Linked DNA regions of Mus musculus: region 1 is linked to region 2. A link is a loop called in an ENCODE intact Hi-C map of the cell type or tissue named here. Cell type or tissue: heart. All regions are shown on one strand. Each heading gives the region's core, and the rest is flanking DNA. Links, peaks and the distances in the headings are about the cores only.

Evidence for each region. A loop is a pair of places that touch in the nucleus more often than their neighbours do. Peaks named below come from ENCODE experiments on the same cell type or tissue, not always from the same donor. Only the 100,000 strongest peaks of a DNase experiment are listed, where the experiment ranks them.
Region 1: it touches region 2 in a loop (2.7-fold over the local background); 1 of 42 quality-filtered maps calls a loop at or near these places.

Annotation. Positions count from the first base shown.
Region 1 is chr8:122,826,007-122,836,310 of GRCm38, reverse strand. It overlaps Gm35466 (a long non-coding RNA gene), which reads right to left. Exons shown (of 3, transcript XR_388150.3): 1 at 7,128-10,304; 2 at 1,125-1,253; 3 at 1-761. Among named protein-coding and RNA genes, the nearest start is that of Gm35466, 7.7 kb to the right of the region's middle. In heart, for the core only: a CTCF peak has its summit at 5,698 (motif pointing right); a DNase peak (open chromatin) is centred at 5,710; H3K27ac peaks cover 394 bases; H3K27me3 peaks cover 2,038 bases.
Region 2 is chr8:122,769,661-122,779,964 of GRCm38, reverse strand. Acsf3 (acyl-CoA synthetase family member 3) reads right to left here and starts at 4,479. Exons shown (of 10, transcript NM_144932.4): 1 at 4,375-4,479; 2 at 1-19. Gm39271 (a long non-coding RNA gene) reads left to right here and starts at 4,517. Exons shown (of 3, transcript XR_879309.2): 1 at 4,517-4,681; 2 at 5,632-7,859; 3 at 9,239-9,570. In heart, for the core only: no CTCF peak of the experiment used is centred there; a DNase peak (open chromatin) is centred at 4,324; H3K4me3 peaks cover 1,349 bases; H3K27ac peaks cover 1,380 bases; H3K27me3 peaks cover 1,566 bases.

The DNA.
Region 1 (10,304 bases), core at 3,177-8,176, 55 kb before region 2:
CTATGACCAAACTAGAGATTACTGTCGGTATTGGCCAGAGATTTATGGAGGAGACGTGGTGGACATTCAGTGTGGTCATTTGAACCCCATAGACTTGTGTTTGAACGTGTGACCCCTAGGGAGTAGCACTATTAGGAGGTGTGGCCTTGTTAGAGGAGGTGTGGCCTTGTTGGAGGAAGCGTTTCACCATGGAGGCTGGCTTTAAGGCCTCATATATGCTCAAGTTATGCCCATTGTGACACAGAGTCTCCTTCTGCTGCCATGGATCAAAATGTAGAACTCTCAGCTCCTTCTCCAGCACCACATGTACCTGCGTGCTGCCATGCTTCCTGCCATGATGATAACTCTGAACTGTAAGCTAGCACCAATTTAGTGTTTTCCTTTATAAGAATTGCTGTGGTCACAGTGTCTGTTCACAGCAATAGGAACCCTAAATAACTCAGGAAGCTTCAGGAAGTCCCTAAAACAGACTAGATTCACCAGGCCCATCCATGCCAGAGTAAGCAATAGAAACCGAGATTCCCTCTGCAGAAGAGCAGAACCAAGCTCCAAAGACTCTTAACGCAGACCAGCTGCCCGGAAGAAGCAGAAACCAGCAGAGCTGCCTGGCAGAGGGTTAGAGCACAGACTGGAAAGGACACCTCCAACCTGTCGTGCTGCCTGCAGGCTGTGCAGTGCTCTCGAGGCTCCCAGCTCTGTGAGCTGTCACCCATGCTGCCGTGAGCCTTGGTGATACAACTGTCTTTGAGTAATTTCTGCTCCTGTAAGAAACACCAATAAAACCCACTGGCTCCCCAAGTTGGGCTTTCCTGGTATCTGTACTTGGGTCTGTTGGGGGTCGGGGGGATGGGTGAATAGACATGTGGAATGTCTCCCCAGGAAATTTTGTTACACAACAGGGCCAGACCTTAAGTGGAAAAGGGTGCAGGGGGGCAAATCAGGAAGGCACATGAGCCCCGACCTGGGGGGGGGGGTGGGCGTGGGGTGGCTCCTATAGAAGGTTTTCTGGCTCTTTAAGCACCTCCCAGGGACAGAGGAGTCTATCTATAGAGGTATTATATTGAGATGCCCCATCCAGTGCCAAGGGCTCTGTCTGCCCCCTGCTGGTGACAGGATGTACTTACTGCACGATGTTCCACAGCCTTCAGGCCCCATAATGGGCAATGTGGTCCAGAAGCTCTCAAGAGCACACAGGAAAAGAACAGTCGCTTGCAGTCAGGTGATCGCGGTGGCGCACGCCTTTAATCCTAGCACTGGGGAGGCAGAGGCAGGTGGATCTCTGAGTTCAAGGCCAGCCTGGTCTACAGAGTGAGTTTCCTGGGGAGACAGTACAGATGTCTACTCATCCGATAGGGGGCTCATGACAGACCAAGTACGGCTACACTGAAAAACCCTGGCTGGAAAAATAAAAAAACCAACAAAAACCACCACCAACAACTGTGGCCACCTTGTGCTGACTGGGGATCAACTGCACTTCAAAACTCCCTCAGCCTCGCTAGGCTTCCCGGGCACTGATGCTGACACACCCAGGCAGACCCACAGGACGATACCTGTGGTAGTTTTCTCTGAGCTGCTGTCCTACCAGTCACTGAGAGAAAACATGGTCAAAGCCTAAAGCAGGAACTGGGAGTCAGCAACCGAAGCACAGAGGAACACTGCCTACCCTCTGGCTTGCTCAGCTACTTTCTTACATAGCCCAGGCTCATCTGGGCTAGGGATGGCTCCGCCCACAGTGGGCGGGCTCTCCTACATTAATGAGCAATTAAGACAATGTCTCTCAGGCGTATCCACTGGCACATCTGATGGAGGCAATTCCTCAAACAGATCCCCTCTTCCCAGATAACTCCAGTTTTGTCTTAAGTGGACAAGACCCAGCACAGTGTGCGCCGAGCCACTGAGGGCCAGCGTTACTTCGGAGCTCGCAGTGTGCTGTTTGAGGTGGATCTATGCAGTGAGTGTGGAATGCTTCCCTCCTTAGTAAAGCAGCAAATGAGGATTGGCTCACGGTGCTGAGATCTGGTTCCTGGCCTGAGCCTTTCTCACAGACACCTCACGGCCTGTTATCGCCTGCTCGTCGCCCACCTGGGCCGGCTCCGGCCCCTCCGGCAATATGCCAAGTATGAGGTTAAACCACAGGCCAGGCACTGGCTCAGTGTGTGTAAACTCATCACCTATAATGCAAGCCTGCTCAGGGAGGAGACCAGTCCTTTGTGAACAGGCAGAGTTTGAGAGCAACAGCGTGATCTTCCCACAAAGGAAGGGCCTGGTGCAACCTGGAGGTGGCCAGAAGCGGCCCAGCCCCTCGGCTGCCCTACCTCTAAACTCCCTGGCTCTAGAAATACTGTCCTACAGTAACACTCAGTGGTGACTTCAGCACACAGATGGCCCTCGAGGTGTCCCACCCTCAAACTTTTATCACTATAAGCACCTTCCTGAGCGACCCCAAGTCCAGACCTTAACTCTGAAAGCTGGAAGGGAACACGAGATCTCCCCAGCAGCCCTGCCCTGGGTGGGCTGCGCCACAGTCACCCAGTACCATCAAAGAGTTCCAGTTCTATCTACTGAAAACGTCCCTCTTCCTGTACCCAACCCTCGACTTCTTAGCAGGTATTAGGAAAGTCCCACTGACAGACTCTTGACTTGACCCACGAAACAGTAGCCACTAATCGTGTATGGCCACTTGGGTTATGAAAAACTCACACCCTCAATCAAGCCAGACGTAAGTATGTGCATGACCGGTGGATTACATGTTGGATGCAGCTGGGCGTGGTGGCGCACACCTTAAATCCCAGCACTCGGGAGGCAGAGGCAGGCGGATTTCTGAGTTCGAGGCCAGCCTGGTCTACAAAGTGAGTTCCAGGACAGCCAGGGCTATACAGAGAAACCCTGTCTCGAAAAACAAAAAACAAAAACAAACATGTTGGATGCTACAAAGACAGGGGCGTTCCTTTCAACAGAAATCTCTCTCCAGATGTATGAGAGAATCTTCATCCTGTTCTTCAGTCTGGCTCAGTTTTGCTGTTAGATAACACTGCTGCCTTAGCTTGGTGGCCTCTATAATGTTTCATAAAAAGGCTTAAAGACACAATTTTATGATTATGTTTTTTTTAAACCTGGCAACGCTATTTCTTTTTTGCAAAACGTGTGCACCATGTGGCTGGAGATATGGCTCAGCAATTAAGAGCAATCATTGCTCCCGCAGTGGACCTGTATTCAGTTCCAAACACCCACTCCAGTACCAAGGGACCTGACACCGTTTTCTGACCTGCACGGGCTCCTGCATGCATGCGGTAGACATACGTGCCCTCAGATGCACACACACACACATGAACCTTTTCAAAGAACACTGAATGATGACCTAAGCTGAGATGGCAAGAATACCAGGGCAGGACACTCCCTCAGTCGTATTCTACCGTGACCGTGTCTCATCTCAGTGACAGGAGCACACCCTCACGGTCTGATGTGGTTGGCTAATTCATACTCGACACAAAGGGGAGGGGTGTAAAAGCAAGTCAAGTCTGTAGAGAACTTCTAAGAGACGGGCAAACAGGCATGCGCACAGATCGAATGATGGTAGGGTTTAATGGAGTTCTGGCCCTTAGCAGGCTAGCCACCTCTGATCGACAGGGGGAAAGAAGTCCCTAACAATTCCACTGTCTTTATTATACATTCTGGCTGCTGTCCTCCAACCCCATCAGACTCATCCAGCATTCTGAAGTCTGTAGTAGAAGCAAGCTATTGCTCTAAGTGACCGGGGATTGTTTAATTCTGATGACCCTTTGGGCCCCTAGGGCAACGAGTTGCTATTCTAGCTCTTAAACGTGGCTTAAAGTGAGCCTGTCTTCCTAGGGGTGGTCCACAACCAGGTGACTGACCTCTATCCACTAGAACGTTAGCTCCCCATTCAGGCCAGAAATCCTACTCTCTTGACCTTTTTCTCTTTGTAGGCCCTCACTGCTTCTGCAGTACTTATTACCCCCTCTAAAGAGGTGACCCTGGAATCACTTAGGAACCAGATCATTTAGGAACCTCCAAACACTTCTGCCATCTCTGGCCTCTGGCAAGAATGAGGCTGTCAAGAGATCCGAGGACACCTCTGGCAGAGAGATAAACTGGTTACTTTTCTTTGGAGTCTTTTTTTTTTTTTCTCCCCCAAGACAGAGTTTCTCTGGATAGTCTTGCGCTGTTCTGGAACTCACTCTGTAGACCAGGCTGGCCTTGAACTCACAGAGATCCACCCGCTTTTGCCTCCTGAGTGCTGGTACTAAAGGCATGTGCCAGCATTGCCCATTCTTTGGAGTTTTTTCATCACCCCTACTCCTGTCAAGAACTGCCAGAAGGAATTGAGGGAACGCCCACTCTGGCTTCTTCCAGCCGACCAGAGGGCACCAGGTGCAGAAACACCTCTGCAGTGGGCCAACCTCAACCTTAAAATACTCTATCCATTGATTTTATCTGAATGGGTGTTTTGCCTGCATGCCTGTGGCTGGCCTTTAGAGTGACAAGCCCAGCACCTGCATTCAGACCCATCAATAGCCGTGGGGTGGCTGGCATCAAAGTGGAGTCCCTCCACGGTGGCATCTGAAGACTCTCTCCCCATCAGCCTGGCCCTGGTAGGGCCACCTTTCTAGGGCTTGGCCTGTTGGTATCCTGCTTCTGTGATTGGTTCCTGCCTCTTTGGTGCCATGCTGGCTCCTGTGGCAACCCCAGGTGTGTGCCCCCTAGGAATACCGTGTGACCCTCCCTGTCCTGGGCTCCGAGGTCCACAGTGGCTTCCCAGGCAGGCAGTGAGAAGGGTCAGCAGTTTCAGTCCAGGTGAGCTAGGACGAGTCTGGGCAGTTAGACACTGTGCTCTGCCACATGTGTCTCCCTTGGGGAGAACCCAGTTTTATCTCCTTTATGCTCTACACCACAGACAAATCTCACTCGAGTTATTCCCCTATAAATCTTCTATATAAGTCCATGTTCCTGTAAAGGGGGGAGGTATGGGGACAAGCATGGGAAGGGCGGGAGGAAGGAAAGGAAGAACAGAATAGCCACGAGGGCCATCCTGGAGAAGGCCAGCCTGGGCTACACAGTGAGACCTTGTCTCATCCCTTCCCCAATATAATTAACCAATTAATTAAAAATGCACTGGGTCTGAAGGGGTCGTATAGGAAGCTACTCAAGAGGCAGAGACAGGAGGATTACTAGCCTGGGCAACTTAGATACTGTGTCAAATTAAACTAACAAAGGGCTGGGGCCTTGTCAGTGGTAGAGAAGACTAGCCCAGTGCACATGAGACCCTGGGTTCACCAGCAGGAAAAAAAAGTGTGGAACATTTCAGATCTACACACAGAGAGGCTGGGTGGAACAGGCAGGAACCAGTAGACTGGCTGCTGCTACCCCTGCAGGCTCCTGTGTCCCCGAGGGCTGCCAGTCCCAGTGCCACAGGGGCTAGGACAGGTTGCTGGGATGTTGGCTTCGGAGCTCCAAACCTCTGGCTTTGCGTATAATCACCGTCTCCCCAGCTCTGGTACCGGCTGAATAAGCCCTCCCACCAGATGGGGCACCTATGCAGTCAGAGCCCAGCCTTGAGCTTGCTTGGCTTCCCGTGTGCCCTAGCTGGGGCCAGAAAAGTCCACAAATTATAACTGGCTTCTTCACTCAGTATCTGCTCAGGAGACAGCCTCAACTCAGAGGTTCCTGCCATGCCCACTAGCAGCAGCAGGGGGCAGTGTGGCTCCAGGGACACAGTAGAGGAAGTATCTGGTCCTGTGGCTTCCCCTGTCATTAGACCAGGGCTGAGCGGTTGGGGATGGGCTCTTTCATGTGCTGTCTCCACCTGAGTCACACTTGCCCCCCTAAGTTTCAGGCACGGAGGCCCCACATCTGCCCTGTGGCCCTTGCTTATGGATCTGCCTAACCTGATCTTCCTGCTCCATCAGCTCCAGTCCAGAGTCTTTCTTCTGACACAGGTAACCTGGCCGTGTAGGTCAGTCCCCTGTCTTACTGTGATCTAACTGTAATGTGGCAGGGTGTGTGTGTGTGTGTGTGTGTGTGTGTGTGTGAGAGAGAGAGAGAGAGAGAGAGAGAGGGAGAGAGAGAGAGAGAGAGAAAGAGAGAGAGAGAGAGAGAGAGAGAGAGAGAGAGAGAGAATGAGAGATCTGGAAGCCAGTACAGGCAAGCAAACAAACCATGAGCCAGGTCAGAGGTGTCTGGTGAGCAGGGTTAGCCTCCAAAGAGACACAGGTTTTTGTTTTGTTTTGTTGGGGTGGCGGGGGTGGCACACTTTCCCTGTGTAGCCCTGGCTGTCCTGGAATGCTCTCTGTAGACCAGGTTGGCCTCAAATTCACAGAGATCCTCCTGCCTCTGCTTCTGGGTGGTTGGACTAAAGGTGTGTGCCACTACCACTTGGCTAAGGGACATAGTTTTGTTTGTTTGTTTGTTTGTTTGTTTTTCGAGACAGGGTTCCTCTGTGTAGCCCTGGCTGTCCTGGAACTCACTCTGTAGACCAGGCTGGCCTCCAACTCAGAAATCCACCTGCCTCTGCCTCCCAAGTGCTGAGACTAAAGGTGTGCACTACCACTGCCCCTCGGGACATAGTTTTATGGTGTTTTTCCTTTGGACCTCCAGGCTGTGTTTCATGGGAAAGTGATCACCAGGAGAGGCGGCTGCCTCTTCATCTCCACCCCTTCCAGCTGTGGCCTGTGGGAGCTGAGCTTGGGTGAGAAACCAGGTCAGCCTCCCTGGGGACAGGTGAGTCATCTTAGACCAGATCCAGAAAGGCAGATGGGAGGTGGGTGGCTTCTTCCCAGCAAGCAGAGCCAGGGGCTGTGAGTCTGGCCCTTAGCAGAGGGGGCCTGCCTCACTTCACAAAAGCCCCTCCCCAGCGAACTACAGGTCTCACTGATGCACAGCTGTGTAGTGGTGGGGCCATTTCAACTTGGAGTGCCTGCCCACTATCCTCACTCCAGGGCCTTCCCTCCCTTATAGCCACTCTGTCCTTCATCCCCTCAGTCTCATGCTGGGGTCAAGGAAGAGAGGGAGAGGACAGGGGTGCAGAGGGCAGGGGTGCAGGGGTGCAGAGGGCAGGGTTGCAGAGGGCAGGGGTGCAGAAGGCAGGGGTGCAGAAGGCAGGTACTTACCCACACCCCTTGGTTTAGCCGGAATTGGTTCTGGTGACTTCCTGGGAGAAGACAGGGTGAGCTGAGAGCCTTGAGTCAGGTTCAGTGGGGCAAGAATAGGACCTAGAGCTGGGGATACCATGGGGTGCACAGTGGCTGAGCTGCTGCTCCCGTGGTTTCCAATCTAGTTAGTGTGTTGGCCATGACAAGGGCCGTGTCCACAGGCAACTGGATCTCATGGGGGCTGCACGGTCAAGGGCTGGAGGCAGCTGGAGCACTGACAGGGGACCTGGGGCAGAGGGTGTCCTGGGGTGGTTATGTTTTCTTAACAGAAGGATTTATTCGGGGCTTAGAGTTTAAGAGGGATAGGAGTCCATCAACAAACATGGCAGGGAGCAGGGCACCAGGCAGGGCACTGGAGCAGCAGCTGGGAGCTTGGTATCCTGAGTCTCTAATGCCAGGATGTTGGAAATGAACTCTGTTCCACAGTGGCCTCTGTAAGTGTCCGCTGCTGTCAGGAAAGTTCAGCGTTGGCTTCCCCTGGGGTGGCCAGGGCACGGCTGGGGTTGAGGGAGGAGAGAACTTGTCTTCTAAAGTAAGAGCTGGGTGGAAAGGCTGGGGGTTAGGCACGGCCCCTTCCTCTGTTTTCCTGCGCTTTCCAGTCCAGTCGCTCTGAGAGTAAAGAACGGGCGGGGGGAGGGGAAGGTGAGGAGCCGAGCTAGAGAGCCCTGTTCCCACTCCATTCTGTACTAGGACTGTTCTCTTCCAGTCAATACCAAGAGGGTTGGTGACAAATTTGGGAGTGAAGAATCTGAAACAGCCAAATAAATCACATTAATGACCATTCAGATAGAATCAGTCAATGGAATCGAACCCATTTGGCTGACGAGACGTCGCTGCCTCCCCTACCCCCAGTCCGGGTGCTTTCCAGCTGGCCTCCTCCAGGGACTCCTGGGATGGCCTCACAGCTTGGAAAGAGGGGGGCCACCTGTGTGTCCTTTTTAGCCACAGAGCTCAGGAGAAAGGCTGAATCCAAGAGGACGATGGGGGACATTGTGTCCCAGGGGCACAATCAGACACAGGCCAGCAGATTCCAGGAAAAGAGTTCACACAGAGCAACATGGGAGCCTCCAGCCAGGTCCAGGGTTCCAGGCTGAGCTGGGTGTGGCTATGAGATCACAGAGACCAAGGATGTGGCTGGTGCTGGGGTCTGGTGAGGAAATGCGCTGGACCACATCTGGGCCTGTACAGCGTCTCTGGTAGGAATGCCAGTGTGCACACCTGCCTGGGCTGCTCACTCCTTGATACATGGCCCTGCTCACTTTAGATGGTTGTTAGGCACACCACCCACCTGCCGGCCACCTCCCACCAACAAGTCACTTTTCTTTCCAAGGCTCTGTATCCAGACCCTCCATACAGGTAGAATGTTCTGGACTCCTCCCTCATCCCTCACACAGCACAGGAATCCGCCCCCAGGCTACTCTCCTTGCCCAATGTCTGCCTCTTGCTCTCCTGTGGGCAGCTGGCCTTTCTAGGTTTGGCTTTGCCATGTCTAGTGTCTTGTTAGAGTTTCTGCTGCCATGAAGAGACACCATGACTGCATCAACTCTACAGGAAAGCACTTAACTGGGGCTGGCTTACAGTCCTGAGGTTTAGTCTGTTGTCATCATGGTGAGAAGCATGGTAGCAGACAAGCAGATGTGGTGCTGGAGAGGCAGTTGAGCATTCTACATTCGGATTGGTGGATCGCAGGAAGAGAGGGAGCCATTGGGCCTGGCTTGAGCTTCTGAAACCTCAAAGTCCACCCTCCTGTGACACACAAGGCCACAACTTCCAATAATGCCACTCCCTGTGAGTCTATGGTAGCCATTTTTATTCAAACTACTACACCTGGCTACAGGTTCTAGGAAAGCACTGGTTTCTCCTCCCCCAAGGGGACACTGGCTAAGTCACTACAGAGTCTCCCTGCCATGCCTGGCTTCTCATTGCTGCTACAAGCAGTGCCAGTCCAGAGCCTCACCACCAGGCTCGCTGTTAGTTAAGGTCATCTTGGGGGCAAGGATAAGGCACTGGCTTTTAGTGGGCTGTGTACCCAGCCAGGATCCAGACTTGACACCTTTGTCTTCTGTGGTCGCATCTTCTCCCAAGGCTGTGCCACATCCCCGCCACCTCCCTGATCCCTGATCCTCAGTCCCTTGCATTGGTACTGCACATCACATGGAAGCTTTTCGGCAGCCTGCCTACTGAGTCCCTGTATCTGGTGGACTTGTGTTCTGAGTGAATGGCCGTGTGTCCTGCAGAGTTGGGGGGTGTCCCAAGAAAGAGAGTTTCATACAGAGAGGGACCAAGAAATGGTTTTGTATAGGATTCCCTCAAAAGGGTGTGCCACCACACGGGGTATTCCTACAAGCACACCAGTTAGGACTTCTGCCAGGCATCTGCCATTCTTTAGGCCTCCAGGACAGGGTGTGCCTTCAGTTGGAATGGTCCTGCTGATAGCTGCAGCTTGGTGGTGGGGGCTGACTACTACGCCTGGGGCCAGACCCGGTGGTCTGTCACAGAAGGTGGCCAGGGCTCTGCAGGCCAAGATTCTCTCCAGAGCCCCTTCTCATGTCCTGTCCTAATGATATAATCTGAATGTGCGAAATGCAGGCGTCTATTAAAGCGGTCAGGCGGGGCAGAGTCTTGTTGGGCTCATTCCACGAAGCCACCACTGGCCTCCCAGACTTAGGTCACAGAAGGCCTGAACTGCCGCCTTTAGCCTGAGAGAGAATATAGACCCGAAGGAAGCATGCTCCTTCAGAGTGCACTCAGGAGGGGTGACAGGGACAGCCACAGGACTGTTCAGCCACACGGGAGGACAGACACTGGGGGATGGTCTCCAACTGTGTCTGGGTCACCACTGTAGCAAAGACAAGGGGTGTCTTAAACACAACCCTGAAAAAAGACCAATTGATTTGGATGGTAAAAGGGTCAAAGGCAGTGACAGTGGCCGAGGCCAGGAGCTGGCATCACCCCTTACACCACCACCCAGAGTGAGTGGAGCTGAGGTCGATTCGGCTGTAGATCGTTCTCCATTTGATGCTTAGTGGGAGAGCTGAGGCTGTGGAAGTGAACCCTTGAGCTGGGAGGCCTTGAGACGGCGTGCTCTCATCTGTGCCCTTGAAAACAATACCTTTACTTCTTGTGCCAAACAGA
Region 2 (10,304 bases), core at 2,271-7,270:
CGACAAACCACTGGCTGGGCTGGGGAGGATGAGAGTGTAGAGTGTGAGAATCTGGTGCCCACCCAATCCCTGCCCATAGCAAGGTTTAAAACACGCCCTCCAAACACACCCAAAGCACACCATAGCAAGGTTTAAAACCCTCCAAACACACCCAAAGGCTACAGAAACTCTTAACATAGCATCCCCTAAACAAAGGGGCTAACACTCTCCGTGGTACAACCTGTTTAGAAAGTGTCTAGTATCAAAGCTTTTTATTTGCATTCTTTAAAGAGTTCAAAACCATGCAAAAGTTCCGAATAATTTAAAGTTAGAGAAACCAAATACAGTATACGTAAGGTAAAACCTGAATAATGGATTTTGTGATTCTGAGCCTGGAAAATCACTAGTTAGTAGACACAGGCATTGCAGGGACTCCAAAGTCACCCTCGCCCCTCTCAGATCCCATCTGAGACACAGCCTGCTCAGGAAGACACAGCTACTTCTCCCAGCGTGCCCCAAAGCGTGGTGATTCAGCAAACGCGACTCAGCAGAACCTAAGGAAGGCTAGACAACATCAGTTTGTCTTCCCGAGTACAACTACTAAGTTGTAATGAAATACGCAGCAGCTGTGTGCTCAGGAGAGGGAGGAGGTCACTGCTGAGCTCTGTGAAGCTGAGGTCCATCCCAGAGCAACACAGAGGGGCCATCACACTTCCACACCGGCTCTGTTCTAGATCCGCTCCCCAGTGCTAGCTAGCAATGTCCCCTGCTCTGGCTTTATAACCCTCATGTCACATGTTCCTTATTATCTGGCAAGATGACAACCCCCACCCTGTCTGGACTCCATCAGTTAGAACACATCACTCCCCACTAAGGCCCTTTGGCTTCAGCCTCACCTACCCACCAATCACTTGTGGCTTTCATTTGAGCAGCCTCCCCAACCACAGTTAAGAGGCAAGAGGCCATGCCTGCTTTGGCAGACACAGCTGAGCTGGATCAGTGATCAGTGCAGAGGTTATGGTGGGCTGAGGGCACTGCTACCTGTCTCTTATCGAGGCACTACACATTCACACTAGACATCACTCATATGAAGTCAATAAAGTCACTTGCTGATGGGAACCTTGCCACCACCCCAGGCCATGTGGCTAATGTTCCCTGACAGATACAACAGCTGGCATGCTCTGGGGTGATAGCTGAGAGCCTTACAATATCCTAGGAGGCCCAGGAGAAGGACATACCCTTGCCTCGCCTCCCTTCAGTTCCCTCTGCATCTCGAAGACAACTGCATGTCACATTCCCTCTGTGAAGTCTGTCTCCACTAGCATGTTCTTTCTGACACATACCAACTTTTCTTTTTCATTAGCTTGCCGGGGTAAGCCAACACGCCACTGCCTGCTATATGTACTAAACACAGCTTTGTTTTTAGGAAGAGTCTCACTGTGTAGCTCTGGCTGTCCTAGACCTCTCTCTGTAGACCAGGCTGGCCTTGAACTCAGAGATCAGCCTACCTCTTCAGTGCTGGAATTAAAAGTATGTGCCACCACACCAGGATAGCGTTATTCTCTTATATACAGACTATTTGCAATACTTACATAATTACCTGACAAAACAAATTCTACATCAATAAATAGTCTGAATACTAAATTTTGTTCTGTGCTCAAGACCTTTGGGAATGACTGCTTGCCTGCCTTCTTGCTGGGCTTGGCTGCTCTCGCTTCTATCCAGGTGCTCAGGTCAAGATAGCAGGAGAACTCCACCTCACTTTTCTGTGCAGAAGTTAGCTTGTGGCTGCTTGCAGGCTCTAAGCACATGGGGTCTGCATGAGGCAGTGAGGGCCCCACAGCTGCTCTCAGCTCTGCTCCACAGGGGCTCAGAGGTCCCAGGCTGTTCACACTCTGGATTTCTACTTCTATAAAGACACCAAAAAAAAAAAAATGCAGGCGACAGCAGGGCTAGGCAAGAGAAGCCAAGAACTTGACAGCCATGTGGGCTTCCAGAAGTCAGCAAGCACGGAGTAAATCGGGGTGCTTTAATTCTCACGCCAACAACTTCTCTATTTGTTTCACAGTCAGAGATGCCAAAAGCAAGAGAAAGACGCGCTGGGTGGTATTTCTGAGTTACAGACTTGGGACCAGATTCCTGTGGGTTAGAGTGTGAGATGTCCCAGGATGCTCTGGGGGAAGAGTGGATCAACAGGAAGGATATAACATCTGTCATTCATCTATTTTCTCTGCACAAGGGAACAGAAAATAGAGAAACTCACACAGAAAGACCTGCTGTGTGAGAGACACCAGAAGCATCTAACATGATGCTACACTACAGCCTCCAAATGGCACAACTCTCCTTCTGAAGCACCCAGAGAGCCCAGCACTCAGGAGGTACTGCCTGTTGCCTAGCACCCAGATGTGGAAACTCATCAGCATCAGGAAGCTGCACAAAGGAACCCCGGAGACCAGGTTACTGATGAAGAATTGCCTGGAGAGATGATGGCACACAGGAACAAGGGCATGGGAGAGCCCTCCTGATACAGGCCTCTAGTCCTAGGGAGGGCAAGAGCTTGGATCATGAGAAAGAAGCCCTCTTAGCAGTAGCACAAATACGTGCAAACCTTCCCCCCTTGTTGCATTAACACTACGACCTTAGGGACACAAAAGTTGTGCATACAGTACGCTCACACAAGTGATCATGGCATTAACTGACACTAGCCAATGGTCCTTTGAAAAGCATAAGTAGATCAGAGACACTCAAACACACTTGTGTAATAGAGCGCTGGCCTCCACCAATCTATCTGGCACCCTCCTTTGGACACCTCCGTACCCCATGAGGTGGTAGGGCTGAGTCAACCTGGCTAACCAGGCATAAGCAACACAGTAGGGTGGTCACAAGATTTGGAGCAGGCAGAGTTGATGCAGCTCCAGGACCTCTGGGGTAGAGTCCTGAGCCCTGAACGTTGGTAGCCATGGACAGACACTGGGCATCAGGAGGTATCAAGCCAGGCTCCTTGTGGAATAGACTCAGTTACAGTTACCCATGGGGCCCTCATTCTGTGAGGAGACACCCACACCAGCAAGAACAGTGGCCCCCATGAGGAGGACACACTGACCCTGGGGTGACAGGTCAGAGAGGGTGGTAGAGGAAAGAGCAAACTGATTCCTGTGTGGACAGCTGTACTCATGCTGGGGTGGCACTGCTGTGCCATCGTCAGTTCTTATAAGTTCTACCATGTCCCCTCTGAGGCACTGTCTTACTCTCTCATATATGGAAATGGGACCAGTGCAGGCCTCCAAAGCCACTTTGGTCTTTGTACTGGCTGGATTTGTGTCAATTTAACACAAGCCTGATTTATCACAGAAAAAGGAGCCTCCCTTAAGGAAGTGCCTCCATGAGATCCAGCTGCAAGGCCTTTTCTCAATTAGTGATCAAGGGTTGGAGGACCCATTGTGGGTGGTGCCATTCCTGGGCTGGTACTCTTGGGTTCTATAAGAAAGCAGGCTGAGCAAGCCAGGGGAAGCAAGCCAGTAAGGAATGTCCCTCCATGGCCTCTGCGTCAGCTCCTGCTTTCTGACCTGTTTGAGTTCCAGTCCTGACTTCCTTTGGTGATGAACAGCAACATGGAAGTGTAAGCTGAATAAACCCTTTCTTCCCCAACTTGCTTCTAGGTCATAATGTTTGTGCAGGAATAGAAACCCCAACTAAGAAAGTCTTCAAGCATGAGCCTGGCCCAATCATTAAACATCTGTCAGCATTGAGCTAACTCCCAGCTCGTCCAACCAGAGCCAGTTCTTTAGGGCAAAACACTGTCTATTCAGGGCATCTGGCTGTGCATGGTTCCCTGACCCACTTCATGTCCAGGGATGTCATCAGAAAGGTATGTCTACATCCGTCTGGAGACAAGGGCAGCAGGGACACCGGTTTTACAATAATCACGTTGGCCTTGAAAACGCTTAGCGCATTTCCGATTTCAGGACTCCCTCTCGGGACAGCCTATGGCTTAGATGTGCTCCTACAGCAGTATCTGGAGGCTCTCACGGGTCTTAGTGGTCAGCCACAGGCAAGTTCCCTCCCTTCCAGGATGAGAATCAACACACTTCTCTTTTAGAGAAATTCCCGGACCCGCTTCCAAATCCAGAAGCCCTTCCTCGCATGCACGCTGGTCCCGTCCCTGACGCCCTAGTCGGCTCTCGGGACCCATCCGAGCCAGGACCCTGGCGACCTGCATCCCACACGGTGCTCGGCGCAAACAAATCGGGGAGGGGTTTCGTGTGACGTCATCCCGGGTCCTTACAGAAGTGTCCCTCACGCTGTGACAGACACCTGCCCGACAGGTCCCACGGCCCCCGGGTCAGCTCCAGCTCACCTCGACACCCCCTTTCTTGTAGTCTGCTGCGCGCTCACCTGGGGTCAGGCGGGGTTGGGGTGGGGGTGTCAGGGGTGGGGCACGGGAGTGCGAGGTTGTCCAGGTAGGTGAAGCGGGCCGGAATGAGTCCTACACCTAAAAGTGTCCGCAGGCGAAAAGTGTCCGTCGATCTAATACGTCCCGGGATGCAGCGCCTGAGAAATGCGTTCCGGGAACGAACGTTCCTGCTCATTCGCATACTCCATCTGCTCGCAAGTCTTGAGAGGGACTGGCAGAGAGTGGCCTTTAGGTGCCTGACATCTGTTACCAGATCTCTGGATCCATTGTCCTGATGGAACAAGTACTGTGAGTTGTTTGCATTGGGTCCTATTTAACTGTTGTTATTGAGACAGGGTCTCATGTAGCCCAAGCCAGCAATGTAGCTAAGGGTAACCTACCTCTACCTTTTGAGAGATGACTAATTATAGGCTTGCTTCGCCACATTCGGCTTACGTAGTGCCAAGGATGAAACCTGGGGCTTCACACATGCTAGACAAGCACCGCAACGACTTGGAGCTGTATTCTCAGCTCTCAACGATCATTTTAATAGGCATGATGGCTCCCGTGGCCAAAGGGACCACACAGCTGTGGTCACCATCTTCGCCAAATCAGGATGTAAATGGACTCCCTTGGCCCCTGAAGAGGGGTTCCTCGGCTTGCAGCTGGGGGGGTCTATATGCTAAACACACCTCTGTGACACAGACCAGGAACTGTGGCAGGATGGAGGCAAGGTCTCATTCTGTAGCACAGGATGGCATTAAACTCCTGGTAATCCCACTGCCTCAGCCTCCTGAGTATAGGGATTACAGATCTATGCCTCCACAGCCAGTTTTAGGGTAGGATACTAAATGCTTTCTGTACAGTAAAGATAAACCTTGAAACACTAAGGTCTGTTTGTCAGTGGCAGCAAAGCTATAGACAAAACTCCTCTCCCTGCAGCAGCTGGGGAAGTCTCACAGACCTCCATGTAGGTAAAACACGGATTCTTGACTTAGGCTTTCAGGAAGATTCATTATGAAGCACATTTGGAGTTAGCAAGACGTAGCTTTAATATAGTTTTAAGCATTACCATTGAGACATACTGGTGAGGGAACTGATTTAGGCGAAGGATGGTAGACGCCCTAGTACTGATGTGGGCTTCTGAGGAGAGCACTGGGTGTCTTTACAATAGCCATACACAAAATTCAGGAGGCTTCTGAAGTTATACAGTTTCTAACAAACTTTTTGTTTCCTTTTCTTTTCCCTTTTTTGGCAAGTGAGATCAAAGAGAGGAAGAGGCAGAGAATCAACGTGAATCAAAATGTCTAACATTGGGATTTACACCACAGACCCTAGGACTTCTATGCTTAAATGTCTACACCCAAAGCATAGTCCTAAACATGGCCAGAATGGAGACAGATTCTGTGACCCCTGGGCCTTGGAAATCATCAAGAGTCTGGATTTGGGTTTGGAGTGCTCAGTTGTTAGCATAACCCCCAGGATTATGCCTAAACAAGACATGTTAATCACAGTATTTAGAATGTGGAAGCAAAAGGATTAGAAATTCAGGGTTATCTGACTACATAGAGAGTTTGAGGTCAGCTTGGGATACATAAGATTGTCTCAAAAACAAACAAACAAACAAACAAAACCACAAAACCATCAAGAGAAGAGATAGAGTGGCTGGAGAGATGGCTCAGTGGTATTCCCCTCCCAGGGGGTCTGAATTTGATTCTAAGCACTTATACCAAGCAATTCACAAATGCCTGTAACTCAAGCTCCATGGGCGATCCGGCTTCTGTGGTCTCTCTGTCTCTGTCTCTGTCTCTGTCTCTGTCTCTGTCTCTCTCTCTCTCTCTCTCTCTCTCTCTCTCTCACACACACACACACACACACACACAAATAACAAGAGGCCCACAGGGTCCAGTCCCATCCAGCCCCTGAGCTTCTGATTGACATTTCAGTGACCACAGCATGGGTTGTCTGGAATGACCAGATATTTGAGGTTATCCAGATAGTCACTAACAGAAGAGATGTGGACTAACCAGCCAGGAAAAACAAATGCAGAAAGCAGGCATATCCATGTGAGGAAAACTCCAGCACGACCCCCATTACTGTCCTCAGCTGAGTTACAGATGTCCTGAAGGACCAAGATGCTCTAGCAGAGAGTTCCCCAAAGGCCTGAGGACTAGGAAGAGTGGTGGCTAAGCAGGATCCTCCACAGAAGGGCTGGAAACAAGGGGGAGGGGTGTGTCTGGACAAACAGCCGAGGTGGAAATCGAGGGGGAAGAGATTGGCTGGGTCTGCTGGGAAGTCTGGTGGGCAGGATTTGAGGTTTCGGGAAGGGAAAGTGGAAAAGACAGAACAAGGGAATTCATAGGAGGAATTCAAAAGAGCCAGCAGAGACAAGGCCATAAGGGCCTGGCACAGAGAATCAGGTGGACACATGAACTTTGCAAGTGCAAGGGTGGAGTGTAGCAGTTGCCTCTCAGAGGGAGGCTGTGTGCTCAGTCCACCAGAGCACTTCCTGCTGCGGGAAAGTGTGAACTGCCATTACTCTGGCCTTCTTCATCACTGGCTCCCCATCGTGGTCCAGGACAGGTGCCTGTCAACAGATGTGAGATAAATGGTAGTAGCCAGACAGCAGCACCTGCAGCCTTGGGCAGGAAGCCAGCTCCCACCTTCCCTCGAGGAGATGGCTGAGCCATCCCACGTGACAGTTTCAAGTCAAGATGCAGCCTCTTTTTCCACCTTGGGTTCAGGTGGTTGAGATGACTCTGCACTTTCTATGCCACATCTCACAACCAGACACCAGACCTTTCCCTGCCCCCATCAGATGCCCGCATACTCCAGACACCTGCACACCTGCCCTTTCCAGGAAAAAAAAATCTCCTCACTGCAGCATCCTGGAAGGGGACTCAGCCCCTCCCCCAAGTCCTTTGCACCTCCAGCTTAATGAGCAGAAGCTGCTGGGGGCGCCTGGGTCACACCTTCTCACTTGACTGAAGCATAGCCCAGATCTGGCTGGCAGGGAGTTTGCTCACGAGGGGAACTTCCGCAAGCTGTGAACGCATTACCTTCTGCAAGCGGCCTGTTCTGTAGGCGCCTGCACTGGTGTCCTGGTGAGACCCAGCCCTGGGAGTACTGATGCCACCTTGTACCTGGTGACTGAGAGAAGAGATCGTGACAGTCTCTGACCTGTTTTCTGTGTCCAGGCTGGTCCAGCCTACATGGAACAGGGCTGACCCAAATTTATGGCTAGACACTGAGAGGTCATGTACATTCCCAGGGAGGATATGGAAGGTGCCCTAGCCTGTTTGTTGTTTCCTTGATTGATCCTGTATCTAGAGAAACCAACTTCCACGGAGGGAAGACTCAGGAACAGCCTGTGGAGAGTCTGCCTGAAGAAAACAGAGGCTTCTGTTCACAGTCCCATCAAGTGTGTACTGGCCAGCAAATCCCACAGTACCCATGGAGGCTGAAGACCATGTACAACTTGTGGGAGGTGTGATTGTGCCCTTCTGTGTTTTAAAAAACTATTTGTTTGTTTGTTTGTTTGTTGTTATTTTATGTACATTGGTGATTTGGCTGCATGTATGTCTGTGTGAGTGTGTCAGACACCCTGAAACAGAGTTACAGACAGTTGTGTATGTGGGTGCTAGCAATTGAACTGGGGTCCTCTAGAAGAGCAGCCAGTGCTCTTAACTGCTAAGCTTTATCTTCAGACCCCTCTTCTGGATTCTTGATGCTTGTGATTGTGTGGATAACATTTGTTATTTTTCACTCATAAAGTTTTTTTGAGACATGGTCTAGTAAATTCCAGGCTGGCCTCAAACTCATTATATATCTGAAGGTAACGATGACCCTGAACTCCTTGCTCCTTCTGCCTCTGTTGCTCAAGGTCTGGGATGTCTTTCACACATAGTTTATGGGTGCTGGGGATTGAAACCAGGGCTTCCTGCAGGATAGGTAAGATCTTCACCAACTGAGCCATCTCCCTAACCCTAAAGGCTGTGAAGTTCTGAGGCAATGTGAACATATCAGAGGAGTAAGGTCTGGCTTCCATCTGGGAGGGGACATGGGAGGGGCAGGTGAGCTTCTCAGACCTTCAGCTCCTCATCTGTAGGAGAGAAGGCCATTTCCAGTATATATTATAAAAGTCAAATAAGGAATCCCAGGTAGGACACAGTGCCAGGAGAACAACAAGCATCAAACACATCAGACACCATTCTGTCACAAACCATCTTTATAATTTTATATCACAGAGCAGTGAGGGCTCAGATGATCTGGTTCAAGAATCAGGCTTTAAAAAAAAAAAAAAAAAAAAAAAGAGGACCATCATGCTTGACAAAAGGGATGGCAAGCACAAGGTCTCTGGGTCAAGTGGCGTGGAGACCAAGGTGCTTAGTGAGGCTGCCCGGAGGGTGCACAGGAAGGGAGGCTGTGAGTTTGTGGGGGTCAGAGGAGCATTCTAGAATTAGATGAATAATTAAGCGGAAGTCATCAGGTCTGCTGGAGAGCTCAGATCATCCTGAGACTATAGCCAGTGGCTGAGCCACACGACACTGCAGTGTTGTCCGTTCCTCGTGGCCAGATGGCTGTGGTCCACTGCTAATTCTCAGCATCTTGAGGGGATCCATCATGCTGTGGGCGGCTGGTCTAGGGAGACGGTGTCTACCAAGTGTGAGTTTGCTCACGCCATCAAACAACAGAGAATTTTGGTACTGGGTTTTGGCACAGGGCTCCTAAAACACTGTCAGTGTCCCGAGAAATGGGAACTCAGAGAAGACACCTGTTTGGGGTTTTTCTGTGGCTCTTGACTCATAGCCACCTCTTCAACAGGTCATAGAAATTTAAAGATTACAATTTCTCTTCTCCAAGCAGGTCACAGAAGCTCAAATCCCCAAGAAGTGCCTGGCCAGACAAGCCTGGTTGAGTATCCACCACCTGGCCACAGACATTAGCCTTTGCCCCTCACCCCCTCTGCCCAGTCACGTCCCCACATGTGCCCATGCACCGTCATGCTCAGACTGTGATGTCTACACAAGAGGCCAAGAGGAGAGGAGACGGAGCCTGTGGGCAACTGAGCACCCTAGAGGTTGGCATAACCAAACGGTTCAGTCAGAAGTTCCTGCATCGGGGCACTGCCAGCCCTTTCCCCATTTCCCCTGTCTGTCTGGCCTCCCTTTTAAATAAACTAGTAGACATTTCCTTGAGTTCTATGAGCTACTCAGCAAACTGACTGAAGTAACTAACTGGGACCTGGATTTAAAGCCAGTCAGGAGTACAAAGCATGACCCATTGCTTGCTGTGACCTCATTTGCTTTTGGTCCACAGCTCTCCCATTGAGCTGCTCTGACTAGATCCAAGGTTAGCCCACACAGACCACGTCTCCAACTTATCCTCTGGCCCTTTGGTCCAAGCCCACACCTTATCTGCATGGCCCCTCTGTCCATGTAAAACACCTCACCCAGTCTTCTCTGCCCGTGTCTACACTTCATCTACACACCCCCTCCGTCCACATCGTCTATGCTTCCTCTCCACAGCCCTGTTGTCTGGCCTTGGAGAAGGCTCTGGGCATGTCCTCAAAGTTCCAGAGACCCACAGAGGGCCTGACTCTACATTTGCTCCAGTAGATACACAGGGCATTTGTTGCGAGCACATGGCTGGCCGTTTTTGTAGTGTGAATAAACAAAGCTGGCCCACAGGGCCATGTAGTAGATAGGGAGCTGTGTGGGACTGTCATGAGATCAGAGACCCTGGCAGGGACATATCGAGACTCCAATCCTGCCAGAACTTCTTCCCATGAAGCCATGAATGCCAGGCCTCAAGGGGCAAAGATGTCCAAGTGCCACGAATATGGTTTCCCTGCAGCTGCCACCAGCTTGGCGTGGGCACTCCCGGGGACTGGCTCCCTCCACATGGCAAGGCAACACAGCTGCCAGCTTGG